Linked DNA regions of Mus musculus: region 1 is linked to region 2. Evidence: chromatin loops called from intact Hi-C (ENCODE). Cell type or tissue: left cerebral cortex. All regions are shown on one strand.

Region 1 (8,000 bases), 490 kb after region 2:
TCAAGCAGGTCAGGAAGCAGGAGCTGATGCAGAGGCCATGGAGGGATGTTACTTACTGGCTTGCTTCCCCTAACTTGCTCAGCTTGCTTTGTAACAGACCCAGGTCTACCAGCTCAGGGATGGCACCACCCACAATGCCCTTCCCCCCACCCCCCACCAACTGAGAAAATGCCTTACAGCTGGATCTCATGGAGGCACTTCCCCAACTGAAGCTCCTTTCTCTGTGACAACTCCAGCCTGTGTCAAGTTGACACACAAAACCAGTCAGTACAGAGGGGCAGCAGAGCTGGTCCTCACAGGGCAAGAGCAGGGAACAAGGACAGCACGGGTCAGCCCTTTTGTAAGGGCTCATTTGGATCCTGCTGTTGGGGAGAAAGGCTCTGTCTCCCAGTTTCTTCTTAAAGGCACTCAACACCATCCTGTTGGTCATGTGTTTCAATGCTTGGACTTTGGGGGGGACACATTCTAACCATGGCAAAAGACAAAACAAAAACAAACAAACAAACAAACAAAACAAAACAAAAATCAGTCAGCCGATGGCCGATGCCTGCCGCTGGTACCCATGGCACATCTCACACAGAGCAGGTATCACTAACCGATTGCTACTGAACTTAGACCCTGACAGAACCCTCCCCAAATAACCAGAAATGCCACTCTGTCAGTGAAGTGTCTGGCTGGGGCTGAATTAGCTGTGGGAAGAGAGGGGGGCCCAGGAGTCTCTGGGGTTCAGCCCCATATATAACAGGTAAGTACCTATAAGTAGCCTGGGTGAGGAGCCATCCTAAATGGAGACTCCAGTGTTCATGCTCAGGGTCTGCTGGAAGATACCTGTCACCTGTCGTGGGTTAAACATGCTTGGCCCAGGGAGTAGCACTATTTGGACGTGGGGCTTTGTTGGAGTAGGTGTGGCCTTGTTCGAATAGCTGTGTCACTGTGGGCTTTAAGACCCTCGTCCTAGCTGCCTGGAACTCAGTCTTCCACTAGCAGTCTTCAGATGAAGATGTTGAACTCTCAGCTCTTCCTGCACCATGCCTGCCTGGATGCTGCCATGCTCCGGCCTTGATTATTATGGACTGAATCTCTGAATCTATAAGCCAGCACCAATTAAATGTTGTCCTCATAAGAGTTGCCTTGGTCATGGTGTCTGTTCACAGCAGTAAAACCCTAACTAAGACAATACCCCAACCCAGGTTCAGACCACCTCAAGGGACAGGACCTCTGATAGTTGCAGGCTAGAGGAGTGGACGAAGAGAGGACTGTGAATACCCGAGGGTTTCACACACTGGAGACATTATCTCGGTCACCTAGCCCTTCCTGAGAAGTAATCAGTGTAGAAAGCAGCAGAAGCTGTGAACAGAAAGAGACCTTAGCAGCTGTAGCCCCCATGGAATCAGCTAGGACCTCACCCAGAGGTGACCCTAAGGCACAGCCAGGTGCAGACTCTGCAAGAGAGCAGAGCTGGGGTGGCCCTGAGAGACTAAGGAGGGCCGGGGAACCCAGGCATTATCACACTGGCTGTCAGGGACAGAGCAGCCCTTTGCCCTGCATCAGTTCCTCTGAAGCCTCCACAACCTGATAGGTTAGAAAAGGACAGAGCAGGCTCACAGTTGGAACAGTGCCTTGTAGAGTACCTCTGTGATTAGGCTCTCTGTCTTTGCAGGCACATACTCTACCTAACTGGAAGAACAGGATAGGATGGTGGGTAACCTTGACCACCCTGTGACCTGGACCCACTAATTGCTAGTGATAAGTGCAAGAGAGGTGCTGATCCAGGAAGGCTGCCTGGAAGAGGGGAGCCATGGCAACTGGATAGGTGACAAAAGTGTCAGAAGGCTATGGGTCACAGCCAGGACATCCACACAGACACAGGGGTGAGAGCTCTCAGTGGACACCCAGTCACCAGGTGCCCCGCTGACCCAGGCCTGACTCCACAGTCTCATACATCAGGCCTGCAGTCATGTTCACCATTCCCAGGAGTGGAAACCACTTGCAATAGGTGGTCCAGCTGCTAGAGACGCAGGACAGAGGCCCAAGCAATGGTACAATCCCTGCTGGCTGGGGCAAGGGGCTGTGAGCACCCCCCAGGAACTGAGCCGAAACCCCTCAGACCAGGGAGAACTCGGGACCTCCCTGCTGCAGCCACTGACCCCCAGATAGATCCCCAGAGCCTGCGTCTCCCTTTTCCTCACCTGAGCCTGGGGACAGGGGAAAGAATAACTCACCTAAACAGAGTTCTTTCCCTGTGTTGTGTTTTTTATTTAATTTTCCAACGAACACACTCTTTTATCATCCAAAACCGTGAAAGTAAATTAAGAAGAAATGGGTTTCTTTCAATTAGGCTCAGCGCTGCTTTGAGTAACTGCCTATAATTCTATTTAATGAAAAAATAAAATCATTATTCCACAGCTCCCCCTGCCCTGTCACAAGCCCACAGACGGGCTCCATTAGCGAGCACCGTAGATTTATTTAATTAGAAAAATATTTTGTTTTCTCTGATTTCTTTAGGAAGGGGGGGGCAAAAAAACTAAGAAAAAAAAAAAAAACCTCCAGGCACAAAATTAATCAAATCTGTTACCTGGTAGTTAATGGCTGCTACGCACAGGCATCTCTCAATCCGACTTGGATTCCCACCCGAATTTGGATTGCACTCCAACCACGGGCTGACCTACCCACACCTCCCTGCCTGTTTGGCAAACTCTGATGCCAAGGCCCTTGCTGCCAGAGCAGGAGACCCCAGGCAGGGACCCAGGGAGAGCAGCCAGAGTCTCTTGTTGCCACCAAACATTGGTACTTTTGTGCTCCACATGCAGAACCAGAGCTGTGGTCAAGCCTGTGCCAACTGTGGTCAAGCCTGTGCCAGCTGTGGTCAAGCCTGTGCCAGCTGTGGTCAAGCCTGTGCCAGCTGTGGTCAAGCCTGTGCCAGCTGTGGTCAAGCCTGTGCCAACTGTGGTCAAGCCTGTGCCAGCTGTGGTCAAGCCTGTGCCAGCTGTGGTCAAGCCTGTGCCAGCTGTGGTCAGGTCTGTGCTAGTTGTGATCAGGCCTATGCTAGTTAGGCAGAGCCTTTGTAATGGCAGTAGCTGCCAATCCTAAAGACCCTTTCCCAAGCTGGCAACCTCAGGTGACCCCAGGGTCCTAAGCCAAAGAGCCCAGAGGTGTGTGGGAGGGACAAGCAGCTATGCTGAAGGCCTTGTGCCTTCCCCAGGACACCAATATGAGGAGAAGAGACCAGAATCAGACATACGGCCTGATGCCTTCGTGCCCATGTGACCTTGATGTGCCTAACTGCCCTGCAGGAACATAACCCTGACCCTGATGGGGACCCTAAGGACAGTAACTAGGGTGCACCTGTGGGCTTTGCCTCCCTGAGATCTTTCGGGGACTCTGAGCGCTGACATTGAGCTCTCGCAGAGGCCGTCACACAGCACCCACCGGACAGCCCGTCCTCAGATGACATGCCTTGTCACATGCAGGCATGACTCTGTCTGGGTCCCTCATCACACTGAAGGACAGGGAGAGCAGGACATAGCCATAGCCAGGCCTGGAGGACTGGAGGACACCCGGGCCAGGCTGTAGGCAGCAGTTCCACAGGGAGGGTTTCACCTAGGACAGCCAAGATGCTCAGAAAATGGTTGCTGAATGAATGTCCTAAGGAACTGGTAGAGCTGCAGCATCCCTGACTCTAGAGCTTCCTTGTTCCTTCCTCCACCCTTTCCCCTTCTATCCCTCCCTTTCCCCCTTTTTCCTTCCTTCCTCCCCCCCTCCTTGCTTCCTCCATCCTCCCTTCCCCAGCTCTGCAGGAATTTCCAGGAGCACAGCCTATGGTTCAGAACCAACTCCTCAGAGGGGACTCCTGAGGGAGGACTCCAGAGAGAGGACTCCTGAGAGTCACTTCGGATTTCCTGGCAGAAAAGGAACATCTGTGAGCCAATTCCCTGCAGATGGAACTGCTGCGAATGAGACAGCTACCCACTGAAAATTGAATCAGGTCAGCAAGGATTCATTTGCTAGCACACGTATGTCCCAAATGCCTCTCGGGGAGTAATGGGATAGATGGCCTGTTATCTGTCTGAGGTCTGGGGCTCAGCACACTTGTCTCTTCCAGTGGCTGAGATGTAGAGTAATGAGAGTTCCCCAAACACCCCTTCCTCCCCAAGCCAGGACTTCCCTGGGAACAGAGCCACACCCCTCCAGTTGATTTAGTCACCAGAAGCCACCTTTTTAAAAAGGAAAGAAGATTTAACACGCGATAGAATTTGATCATATTCTTTCTGCTCTCCCAACTTCTCCTAGACCTTCCCCACTTCCCTTTCCACTCAGTCTCTCTCTGTCCATCTCCCCATCTCTGTTTCTCTATCTCTGTCTCACTCAAAAACTAAATAAAACAGAAATCAAAACAAATAAATAAAACAACAAAAACTCTCATACACACACACATGCAAAGAGAAAACTGGAGTTTGTTTTGTGTTGGCCCAGGCATAGTGCCTGCTCTGACCTGTTTAGTATAGCCAGTGACTGAGTTGCCTTTCTCAATGGTAACTGCAAATAGGTTCTTGGTTAGGGGTGGGACTTTGTGCTGTTTGCTGTCTGGTCTGAGCTTTGTGCAGGTCTTGTGCAAGCTGCCGTGGTCTCTGTGAAGATAGTTTCCTTGGTGTCAAACATCACCTCTGGCTCTTGCCATCTGAAGAGATCTTGAGTCTAGAGGACCATCTTATGCTGCTGAGTGCCACCTCTAACGCAAGGAACCTCCAACTCGAGTCTGGGTACGTCTTGCTGTGTTGTTGGCTAAAGGGGTCCTATGGACTCTCCAAAGCACCACTGACTATTGCCCAAGGCTATTGGTTACCTTCCACAACTTGTGAGCAAGGCTCTCTTGCTGAAGCTACAACTCACTTATGCCATTGATCATGGAGAAAGAGAGCCAGCACCTAAACAGATGTTTCACCCTGCTGACTGGAATTAGAGGTGCTTTAAGGTTTTTCTGTGGATATGCTGTATGCTTTCCTACCAGAGTAGGAAATTAGCCATCAACATCACCCAGTTACATACTCTGAGACCCACAGCAGTAACCTGCCTATATGTTACTCTGGAGCAAGCGTAGCACAAATATTAAGGGAGTAATAAACCCTTTCTGATCAGATTTTAGGCCCACTCCGTGAAATAGAACCCATACCTGGCACTGTCACAGTGACAAGAAGTTACCTTCAACAACCGTTTCCCTTCAGCCCTACTACAGGAACTAAGTCAGGGTAGTTACAATTTTCTCTCCCAGTCAGGATCCCCGGGGCCTGCGGTCCAGCCACCCCTGACACATTGGATGGGTCTCCTGATGGCTCTGTCATGTTGAGTGGGGCTCATGATAGCTCCAGGTGAGACTAGATCCAGAGGCAGCCATCTGGACAACACATCAGACTCAGCCCTGTTGACAATGATATGACATGGGGGGCTGGCACTCCAGGGACACTCCAGTCTTCAAGTTGGGACAGCATGAGGCAGCTCAGAGCCAGGCACCTTGCCACCAGTGCCGGGCATTGCCCAGTGCTGGGGTGGGTACCACAAACTTCTCTAGTGCAGATCCAGCCTCTCATTATCCCACACTTCAGCCAGGGCTCCTGCCTAGACGGGGACCAAACTGGCCCATCTCACCCACTCTCTATTTCTCTAGTTTTCTGGCAGGAACTCAAGAGATACAGGTAAGCCTCAACCTTTGCCCATTTCCCACAGTTCCTCAAGGAAAAAGAATCTGGCTGGATCTTCTAGCCCAGGTGGGTTAGAAGCAAGGGCGGGCTTCTGTGGTGCCCACCAGGCTTTAGGGAATCCCATGGTGCAAGAATAGGTTACATAGGGAGGGAGGGAGCTCTTGCCTAGTCTGTTCCCAGAGTGTAAGTATGTTCGCTCTGTACACAGCCCGGTCCAGTGAGCATCTACCCTGGCCTTTGAGCCCCTGCTGTAATCCACAAACAACTCAAGAAGGTAGCAGCTATGATGGTAGCAGTCCCAGGCTACATCGGCTCCTTTCCATAGAATAGTCAGCTTTTATAAAAGTTTACAGTTCATAAGCTGTCAACACAGACAAGACAATGTCTTTGCAAGGACCACAAAAAGCCAATACAGGAAAACTTGCCCCAGACCATGGGAAGCCCATAGGGTCCTGAGCAAAAGTTCCATGGCTCTTAGCCCTTTAAGGCAGGAAACTCTGGAAGGGACCTTTCCACAGACCACCGAGGCAAAGGCCCCACAACCAGCTGGCCTCTCACAGGCTTTAGAGAAGCCCTGTTTGCATCAAGGTCTCCCACAGAAAGCATGTTGATCCTGAACCGCCCACCCTCAGCACCTCAGACTATGACTAAATTCAGAGATGGGGTCTTGAAAGAGTTCATTGAGGAAAAATAGGGTCATTGGGCAACCCTACTGATGGGTGACCTCTGAGAAGAGAGAGGGCAATGTATACACAGCGTGGAAGGCTGTGTGAGAACACAGGGTGAAGACTCCACCACAAGGCAGGACAGGCCTTGGGAGGAACCAGCAGGCCAACACCTTGATCTTGGACCTCACCCCAGATTGTGAGGGCACAGCCCTGTCTGTTCCCATGTCCCCAAACCAACATGTTGGGCACTTATGTCCTATGTCTGCTGAAGCTTACAGAGAACAGAGAACGCTCTGAGCAGAGCCTGCCCCGTATGAGCGGATGCTTGACTCTGGCCTCACCACCATTCCTTCTGTGTGAACCTGAGCCACCGCCAGACACGGTTTCCTCGATATTCAACAGCCTCTTCCCTTCGTGGGGAATCCTATGACTTTGTATCTTACAGCTGACTGGGTGGGGCTCCAGGCTCCTCTCTGGCACTCCGCCTTTCCTCCAGCACTCACATCTGGCCCTGAGTGGCAAGCTTGGTATATAGCCCAGCAGAACTCAGCCCCTAAGATCCCTGATCTAAAGCAGATGACAACACAGGTAAGATGTCCCTCCCCAAGGAGGCCCTAACCTGGCCCTGGCCCTGGCCCTGGCCCTGGCCCTGGGGATCTTCAGACAGGAACTGAACTGCCCAGAGCTTGTGGGAGGTAATGAGATAGCAACCCTAGCAATGCTTCTCTTCCCTGCTCCCTGAAATGCTCTTTGGCAGAATAACTCTCAGGATTCATCAGAGCATCTAGACATAAAAGGCAGAAAAACACTGACTGTGCGCACATGCAGATAGTTACACCAGGCAGCCCAATATGACACTGGCCCACCAAGTGGCCCTGATGCATTTGCTGCACCTTGCCTTGCTTCCTATCGCTGTGATAAATACCATAACCAAAAGCAACTTGAGATGAAGGGATTTATTTCATCTTACAGGTTATAGTCTATCAAAGAGGGACGTTAAGCCAAGAACCTAGAGGCAGGGACCACGATGGGACAGTGCTGACTAGCTTACTCCTGGCTTCTGCTCAGCTAGCTTTCTTATACAGGTCAGGACTACCTGTCACGGGATAGAACCACCCACAGTGGGCCTTCCTACATTAATTAGCAATCAAGACAAAGATGCCCTACAGACATGCCCATAAACCAATCTGAAGTAAGCAATTCCTCGATTGAAGTTTTCTCTTCTCTGTGACACTTTGGGTCAGCTCAGCAATAAAAACTAACCAGTATATCAGTATGTATGCATTAAAATTTTCCACCAAGACAAAAAGGCAAAAGAAGCTAGATGTGTTGAGGAAGGGAACTCAGTCTCCACTGCACAGACAGACTGTAAGCTCCCACAGGCCCCCTGTTCTGCTCTGAAATGTCCTGATCACCCTGATCAGCTTTGCCTGTGTGTGGTCAGTGGGATAATGGTGCCCACGACACCCATGTCCAGATCCCAGAACAGAGAACATGTGGCCAGCTTGCTAGCTCGTGGGACTCCCCTGAGGTGGAACCCACAGCTTTGAGACAAGGAGCAAATGTGAGGAGACTCACGAGCTGGCAATCTGCGAATGCTGGAGACCAGGAGAGCCTCAGGTGTCACTCGGATCTG
Region 2 (8,000 bases):
ATTTATTTATTTTATGTATATGAGTTCACTGTTGCTCTCTTCAGACACACCAGAAGAGGGCATCTGATCCCATTACAGATGGTTGTGAGCCACCATGTGGTTGCTGGAAATTGAACTCAGAACCTCTGGAAGAGCAGCTAGTGTTCTTATCCATTGAACTATCTCTTCAGCTCCCACCCCCTTAAACACACACACACACACACACACACACACACACACACACACACACACGGATTTTGAGGCTTGAACTCAGACCCCTATGCTTGCAAAACAAATGCTCTACCAACTGAGCCATGTGTTCAAGCCTCTGGGTGAGATTTTTTTTTTTTAAAAAGATTTTATCTTTTTCTGTTTGTAGATGTGTGGATGCCCACAGATCCCGAAAGAGAGTGTTGAATCGGATGGAGCTGGAGTTACAGGCGACTGTGAACTGCTTGGTATGAGTTTTGGGAAGCAAACTCTAGTCCTCTGCAAGATCAGCTTGATTCCTAATCATGAGTCTCCTATCTAGGCTCTGGGAAAGACTTCTGTGCACTGGTTCCTTACTAACGAGAGTGAGCAGCCAGATCTAGTTCCTTCAAGGAACACCACCAGTTTGGTTCCTGTTCAAGTCAATGACCATAACTTGTGGGCCAGGACATGGCCATCTTGCCAGGGTCCACACCAGCAATGGACACAGCAAAAGGCAACCAGTTCTTGAATCCCATGTCTAGAGCTCCTAGTTCTTTCTGGCCTTCATTTCTACTCAGCTCTGGGGGCCTGACTGGGCAGTGCCTGTGGTCTTGGGGGAGAGAGGGGTCCAGTCATTATCACTGAAGGTGGCATTTTAGTGGACTGACTTGCACAGTGGTGTCATTCTGTTGCAGTTGCAGGCTGACTCCACCCATGACGCTACCTCCCGCCATGCTTCCCAGACAGGCAGAATCTTGACAGATCTTGAGGCTTCCTATGTCCCTGGCTTCTAGTCACTTGTGTTGGGGGCCAGCCAAGCCTATGTTAAGTTCACCTCCTGGCACCGGAAGGCTCTAGCTAGGTGGTGGGTCTGGATCCTGTCACCCTGCAGTGGCAGTGGAAGAGAATTCAGTCCTGACAGATCCAAGGACAGGAAGAGCCCTGGGTGCCACACTCACTGGGTAGCTGGGGTGGTAAAGCTAGCCCTGCTGGCTGGTCTTGGGCGGGGCTAGAGGAATCCTGCTGTTTGGAAGCAGATTTTATGCTTTCTTTTCTTGCCTGCTCACTCTCTGGTATGTGCTGCCCAGCAGGGACCCTAGCGGATTGGTGTCAGCTTCAAGAAGGAGGGCAGCTTCTCTGGTGGAGGCAGGAACGCTGCCTTAGAGGCAGCTATGCTTAGCATGCTGACTGACATGGCTCACAGCAGCAGCAGGAAGGGACAGTCCCAGGGTCAGAGAAGCAAAAGGCTGAGAGATCAAGATACATCACAGCTGGGAGTTCTGAGGGAAGATCTGGTGTCTCCCACAGTCCTTGGCCCTTCACCTGTATCTATCTCCTCGTGTGTGTGTGTGAGTGTGTGTGTGTGCGTGCGCGCGTGTGCATGTTGCATGTGGAAGTATCACCACCAAAATCCAGTAGGACTCTGCTGTAACTCTGACACCTCTAGGGGGACCCTGCCCCAGGTCACCATCTGAGGGATGGGGTTAGATTTCACATGTGGTCCTTGAGGAAACAGTTCAGCACACAGACAATCCTTTGGGTTGGCCTGGCAGGCACTGGGTTCTCACTGATCACTAAAGGGGGGACTCAACAGAGAAAGACCCAGAGAATGTGGGTACCGGCCCTAGCTGAGTCTGCTGTCCTTCCCACTAGACTGCCAAGTCGTGGCAACCTCACACACACTTGCTCTTACAACTGTGGTGACAACTGTGGGGGAACCCCCCTTTGGTTCCTCAGCTCTCAGGACAAAGCTGGCTGGACCTTGGAGACATCACTTCAACAAAATGGGCTGGGCTTGGGAGGGGATGGCCCTCTCTTGGTCCAACTATGTTCTTATCATTAATATTGAATGTGAGGGAGGAGACGGCGGGGAGCTCTGTCAGAGCACCCATGATTTGGTTAGGGTTGCAAGGATGGGGAGCAGTTTTTCCTCTTCCTTCCACAAATGCCCCCTGTTCTTCTGGACATGTGTGTGGGGTCCTCTGGCCTGCCACTATGGCTCAGAATGAAGGGGCATGTCTTGCAGTCTTCTGGGTACCCAGGACCCTGGGAATCCATGTATACTTGGGTCCTGTCCATCCCAGTGAGGACGAGTCTTCATGGTTCTTTAAGTGGTTCTGCTTTGGGGTCTGAGGAAGCTACATTTTGAGCTTGTCTCAACAACAGGGGCATACTCTCTAGCTCTCTGAGGGGTCAGGGAAGGCCTGCTGTGGAGGTACCTTCTCACACACAGCTTCCTCTGACAGGGAGGGCATCAAGCTGTTGAACAAGTGAGTGGCTCTCAGACACTGCATCTTGAAGGACAGGGCTGGTTCCATTCAGAGCACTGTGCCTAAGGCCAGGATGAGGGTAAGCCAGGGCATTTGGTGGGCTGCAGCCTGGGCCCTCATGTGTAATTAGGGACTGCCAGCAAGACCAAAGACTTGTGAGCAGTAAAAGAGTTTAAGACATCCTTACTGATGGTGTGGACTGGTCTGGTCTTCACAGTTTCCCCAAAGCACCAGAGACAAGGGAGGTGCAGCCTGCCTTGGAGGTACAGACAAGTGTCTGAAGAAACACATCTCTGGAGAACCCTCCCTCATTTCTTCAAAGTGGATGGGAGCAAGCTAGACCCTGGTGGCACAGAGCTGTGGCCCATGATGGCTCATGCAATAAGGGATGGGTCCTGGCTCTAGGTTCTGGGCCAGTTTTGAGTCAGCAAGTCATGCCACCCCCCCTTTTTTTTATAGTATTTCTTTTTTTTTTTTTAAAGATTTATTTATTCATTATATGTAAGTACATTGTAGCTGTCTTTAGACACTCCAGAAGAGGGAGTCAGATCTCTTTATGGATGGTTGTGAGCCACCATGTGGTTGCTGGGATTTGAACTCCGGACCTTCAGAAGAGCAGTTGGGTGCTCTTACCCACTGAGCCATCTCGCCAGCCCCTTGTTTTTATTTTTTATTTTTTTGAGACAGGGTTTCTCTGTGTAGCTCTGGCTGTCCAGGAACTCAATCTATAGACCAAGCTGCCTTGAACTCAGAAATCGCCTGCTTCTGCCTCCCAACTGCTGGGATTAAAGGCGTGCACTGGCAAGTCATGCCACTTCTATGAGCCTCTGGTTCTCCTCTTCAAAACTGGAGACCCTTCTTGAAATTTCTTAGGGTTTAGAGAACTTCTATATTTCAATGACTTCTCTGATCAGTTTCATTTCCTGGGATATGGAGGTGTCCGTGCCGAAGGGAGAGTCCCCACGTAAAGGAGACACTGACATTTGGATGTGAGGTGTCAGAGAACACCTCTGTAGCCTGGCTGAATTCCCCCTCTCTCTGTTTCTATGTCTCTGTCTGTCTCTGTCTCCCTCTCCCTCTTAGTGGAAAAGTGGTTGCAGGTGTGCACATGGGGAGGTTGGTAGGGAGGACTCTGCTTGTTTTGGGACCTCCTTCATATGGGACCTAGTACCATCCAGGGGTGGAGATTCATGCATCCTGGACAATACCATTAGAGGAGCTGAGTCTAGACCTGCCTGGGTTGGCTTATTTTTCTTACCGTTTGTCCATTCGAGTGGATGCCTGGTTCATCTCGCTGTTGGCGATGAAGTTTCGGATCTCGGAGAAGTAAGAATCTTCCTTCTCATCTAAAAGTGCATGGTTGTCCGACTCGGAGGTGGGGGAGGAGGCGCTGGTGCCCAGGTGGTTCGTGAGCACCCCGGAGTGCTGGCTCACTGTGGATGGGCTGAGTGTCAGGGGCATTCTTGGGGGCATCCAGCCCTCACTCAGTGCCAATGTGCACTTGGGGTGATCTCAGGGAACTGTTTCTTAGAAAGTTGTTTGAGGGGTGATGTTGCCCTTGCTTGCCAGGTCTCTTCCCTCGCCCCTCCTCCGCCACGCCCTCTGCCGCCACGCCCCTCCTCCGCCACGCCCCTCCGCCGCCACGCCCAACACCCCACCCACCTGGTGCGCCCTCGTGTTCGTGCTTCTTCAGGTGCCGGTCTAGGTTGGTCTGCTGCCCGAAGCAGCGGTTGCACAGATGGCACTTGAACGGCTTCTCTTTGTTGTGGATGTTCCTCACGTGCCGCTGGAGGTTGGAGGAGATGCTGAATGACCGGTCACAGTACTTGCACCTGGAAAACAGGTGCGCCTTGCCTCAGAGGAGAGATCAAGTGCCGTGGGAGCTGTGTCCACTGTGGAGTCCCCGAGGTCACCTGACTACCCAGCTGGAGAGTTCAGACATGTCCTAGGATTCTATTCTTAGAGACATCTAGGCCAGGTTTTAACTATCCCTGAGCTCTATACTGGAGGGAGTAAGATGCTGAGATAGTGCGAGGTGACATTCTTTATTCAGCCTCAAGAGGGCAGCCTTGAGCCACCGAAAGATACAGAAAGCTGTTCTGGCTGGTTACCCTGAGATGGGAAAGCAGCCCTCTGCTGACTGAAGACCCTGAACCAGCCCCATTTCACTTGGGGGCTCGTGGTGGCTATCTAATGCTCTTAGTAACCCTGGAGGTCAGGTGGGGGGATTTTGGGACTGTGGTTTCGATGCTGAGGCCAGCTAGTAGCCATATTGAATCCTTCAAGCTACTATGGGCTCCTGTGTGCTCAGAGTATTGCCTGCCACACCCCCACTAGGTTGACCAAGCACTTGGGAAACCATTTTACCAGAGAGCATGGCGCAGTTAGAAGCTGTGGTCAGTGAGAGACGTCTGCTGTGTGGCTGCCCTCCAGGCGTGGCCTCGTTGGCCCTAACAGCAGAGAACAGAGGCCGGCTCTCTCCCAGTTTTATAACAGGGCCCAAGCAATACCCACAATAAAGAAACCAGGCCCAAAACAAAGAACAGTGCGTGATTTAAGAAGGGACCTTCCAGGCTCCGCAGCACATGTGAGGCGCCCTGGAAAGGAGCGAGCTGTGCCTTGTGGGAGTCTGAGCTGCGGTGCATTGTGGGAGTCTGAGCTGACAGGGCTTCCCCGAGGGCTGTACACACAGACGGACCCTGCAGCAGGGATTCTGTCTCCGTGGTGTATTTTTTTCTGCATCCATGTGCATCCATGCAGTGTGTGTTTAGTATAAGTGCATGTGTGTGCTCAGGTATATGAGCACACATATGCAAAACAGTCGTCAGAACGCCTTTGGGCGCTTATCTGGATCTCGGAGGCACACACACAGCACTTGAAAACCGTGTTTGTGCGAGTATATACTTTCATATTTGGGAAATGAGCCCTGCTAGGTGACAACACAACACACAAGATTTCCAGCGCCAGTGCTGTGAGACAGGCTGCCTTCCTCTCTAGAGCCAGAGCCTGCTATGTCAGCCTCCGTGAGGGCAAAGATGGGGGGGGGGCTTTTAAAATTTTTTTCACCCACATGGATGTGTGATTGTTCTAAATACAGCAGGCTTGCATTCCTATGGGCTCTGCCCCACTGCGATTTGGGGCTGGTGGCAGGCTCTAGAGTAGCACACTGGTCACGAGCCTCTGTCATGTGGTTGCGGACGTGCCCGAGGACAGCAGGGGCACAGCCAGGAGGGGCTGTGTCAAAGCAGTTTTTATAGCACTGTACTATCCAGTACAGGAGGAGCCAGGCTCTGGATGGACCCTGGAGGTCTGTGTGGGCCCCTGCCCAGGGTGTCTGACTGTGTTTCTGTCCCTGTTGAGCTTAGAATACTCAGGGCCGCATTTATTAACTTTGCCCTTGGACTCTCAGAGCCTGCGAATCCTCTGGTCCTTGGATGCCCCATAAAAACCAAGGAAGTTTAAGGCCCCAGAGAAAGGGATGCTACTCTGAGAGGGGCCCTTCCTCCTGTCCAGGCCCTTCGTTCAGGCATGTGACCTTCCAACCTTGAACTCTTGTGTCGCCCCCTTGTGTATGGTTCCCTTCTTCAGTAGGTCCCTTCAGCCTCCAGCCTTGTCTGAGGCCAGGCTCCCCTTGCTCCTGCTATACTTTTAACTGCCTCACCAGACTTGTTTATCACAGGTCTGGGCCTCTACTGTATCCTAGGGAGTCCTGAGTGGCCTCTGGGGCACATAGGTGTCCTTGGACACAGCCTTTCTTCCACAGTCTGGGACACAATGTGACTCACATGACCACCTGCAAAATATGCCCGGATGTGACTGTTGGTTCGCACACCTGATGTTGCACAGCCTGAGCAATATCAGGTCTCGGTCCTGCTTGCTCTATAACCCCCTGTGGATGCAACATTTCGGAAGGAATTTCACCTCTCACCTGCTCTCCCCACACACCCTAAAACATAGCGACACCTTGACAGGGCCAGGCCCAGCTCTTCCTGCTTTTTTTTTGGGGGGGGGGCGGGGAGGGTGATTGCTCAGGAAAAGAAACCTTGATTTGTATCTGCGGAGTAAAGCCAAGGCTAAGCTGCTCATGGGACTAGGAGTTCCCTCAACAGCACGAGTCCCCTGCAGATGCCACAGGTCACCCAGGCAGCCCTGGTCTGGCCTGCCCGTCCCTCGGAAGCACGTACATATAGCTCTTTTTTTTCCTTTTGTTTTGGTTCCTCGGGAACTGCAGAGACCTCTGACAGCCCCTCTTCCTATGCAGCAGCACCGGCATGGGAATGCTGGGATGGGGAGGGAGGTTGGAGCGGCAGAGGCCTTCGCAGAGCTCTGCTTGCAGGGTGCTGAATGTAGCCTCTCCTTGTTCTAATCTAAATAAATGGCCCAGGCAGAGACGTCCACTTGAAATTTAGGGGAGCAGAGAGCCCCAGGGCTGCGAGGGAGCAGAGTTCGCTCAGCAGCTGGGCTCTGCACTGTGAATAAGCTGACAGGCGGCTAGGGAAATTTACAGCTGTGCCGCATAAAGCAACACGCCATTGTGCTCGCAGAGAGGAGAGGGCACGGGCAGCCCAGCAGACAGCTTTGGGAGGACCTTGCTGTGACCATGCCTGTGGCCGTTGCAGAGACGTGAGGGATGCACAGGGCAGGAGAGGGTGAAACCAGACCTCTCATCCTGGTTTCTGGGCCGAGTAGCATCTTTCTTGAGACATAGGAGGGCTACAGCCAGCCACCACTGCTACATCATTTTAAAAGTGAGGACAGATAAGGAAAGAAGAGAATTAAAAATGTTCTAAGAATAAAAACAAATGAGGAGGAGTCTTGCAGGAGCCACCTGTAGCCCCCGCTGGACACCAAGTCGGCTTTCTTCATATAAGACACAGAACAGGAGATGGGGAGGAGATGGGAGGCGTGCGTCCACAAAGCAGGAGTCACAGGCCTGCTCAGGAGCTCCAGGTTGGTCCTGGAAGGCCGGCATCCAAGTATGACACAGGCTACGCCCGGCAGCCAGGAAAGCCTCTATATCAAAGTTGGAAGGAGGCATACTGGGGGTTCAGTCCTTTTGTTCTCAATTCTTAATTTTTCTATTTAAAAATCTTAATTAAAAATGTAAATGTGTAGGGTGTGTGCATGCATGCATATGTACATATGTGTGTGTGCATTCCTGTGTTATGTGTAGAGTGTCGTCCATTATTGCTTCCCCACACACACTTTGTTTTTGAGGGTCTCTCATTGGGTCTAAGGCACAGCGATTTGGCTAGACTGGCTAGCCAGAAAGTTCCAGGGATCCTCCTGTCTCAGCCCACCTGGCACTGGAACTAAAGGGCCACACGGCCTTGCTCAGCTCTTATGTGGGTACTGGGATGTGAGTGCAGGTCTCACGTTTGCAAGACGGTCTTCTCCAGCCTCAGTTGGTCAGGTCTTTCTACCTCTGCGATCTAAGTTCTGTAAAACTTGCATGCTGGTGTTTTAGGACGTAAGAGTGTCTTTAGGTATGTTTTCTCCAACTCCAGGAGAAGACGCCAAAGCCAGGGTAAGTTGTGTGTAAAGGGCTGTTCCCTGTCT

What was found. Hi-C counts contacts between places; a loop is a spot of excess contacts. Peaks named below come from ENCODE experiments on the same cell type or tissue, not always from the same donor. Only the 100,000 strongest peaks of a DNase experiment are listed, where the experiment ranks them.
Region 1: it touches region 2 in a loop (2.9-fold over the local background); 17 of 42 quality-filtered maps call a loop at or near these places.

The regions. Positions count from the first base shown.
Region 1 is chr4:154,815,608-154,823,607 of GRCm38, forward strand. No RefSeq gene overlaps it. Among named protein-coding and RNA genes, the nearest start is that of Ttc34, 18 kb to the right of the region's middle. In left cerebral cortex, no CTCF peak of the experiment used is centred here; a DNase peak (open chromatin) is centred at 3,914.
Region 2 is chr4:154,324,561-154,332,560 of GRCm38, forward strand. Prdm16 (PR domain containing 16) reads right to left here. Exons shown (of 17, transcript NM_027504.3): 13 at 4,104-4,273; 14 at 3,700-3,874. Among named protein-coding and RNA genes, the nearest start is that of Arhgef16, 29 kb to the left of the region's middle. In left cerebral cortex, CTCF peaks have their summits at 46 (motif pointing right), 4,500 (motif pointing right) and 6,004 (motif pointing left); a DNase peak (open chromatin) is centred at 4,505.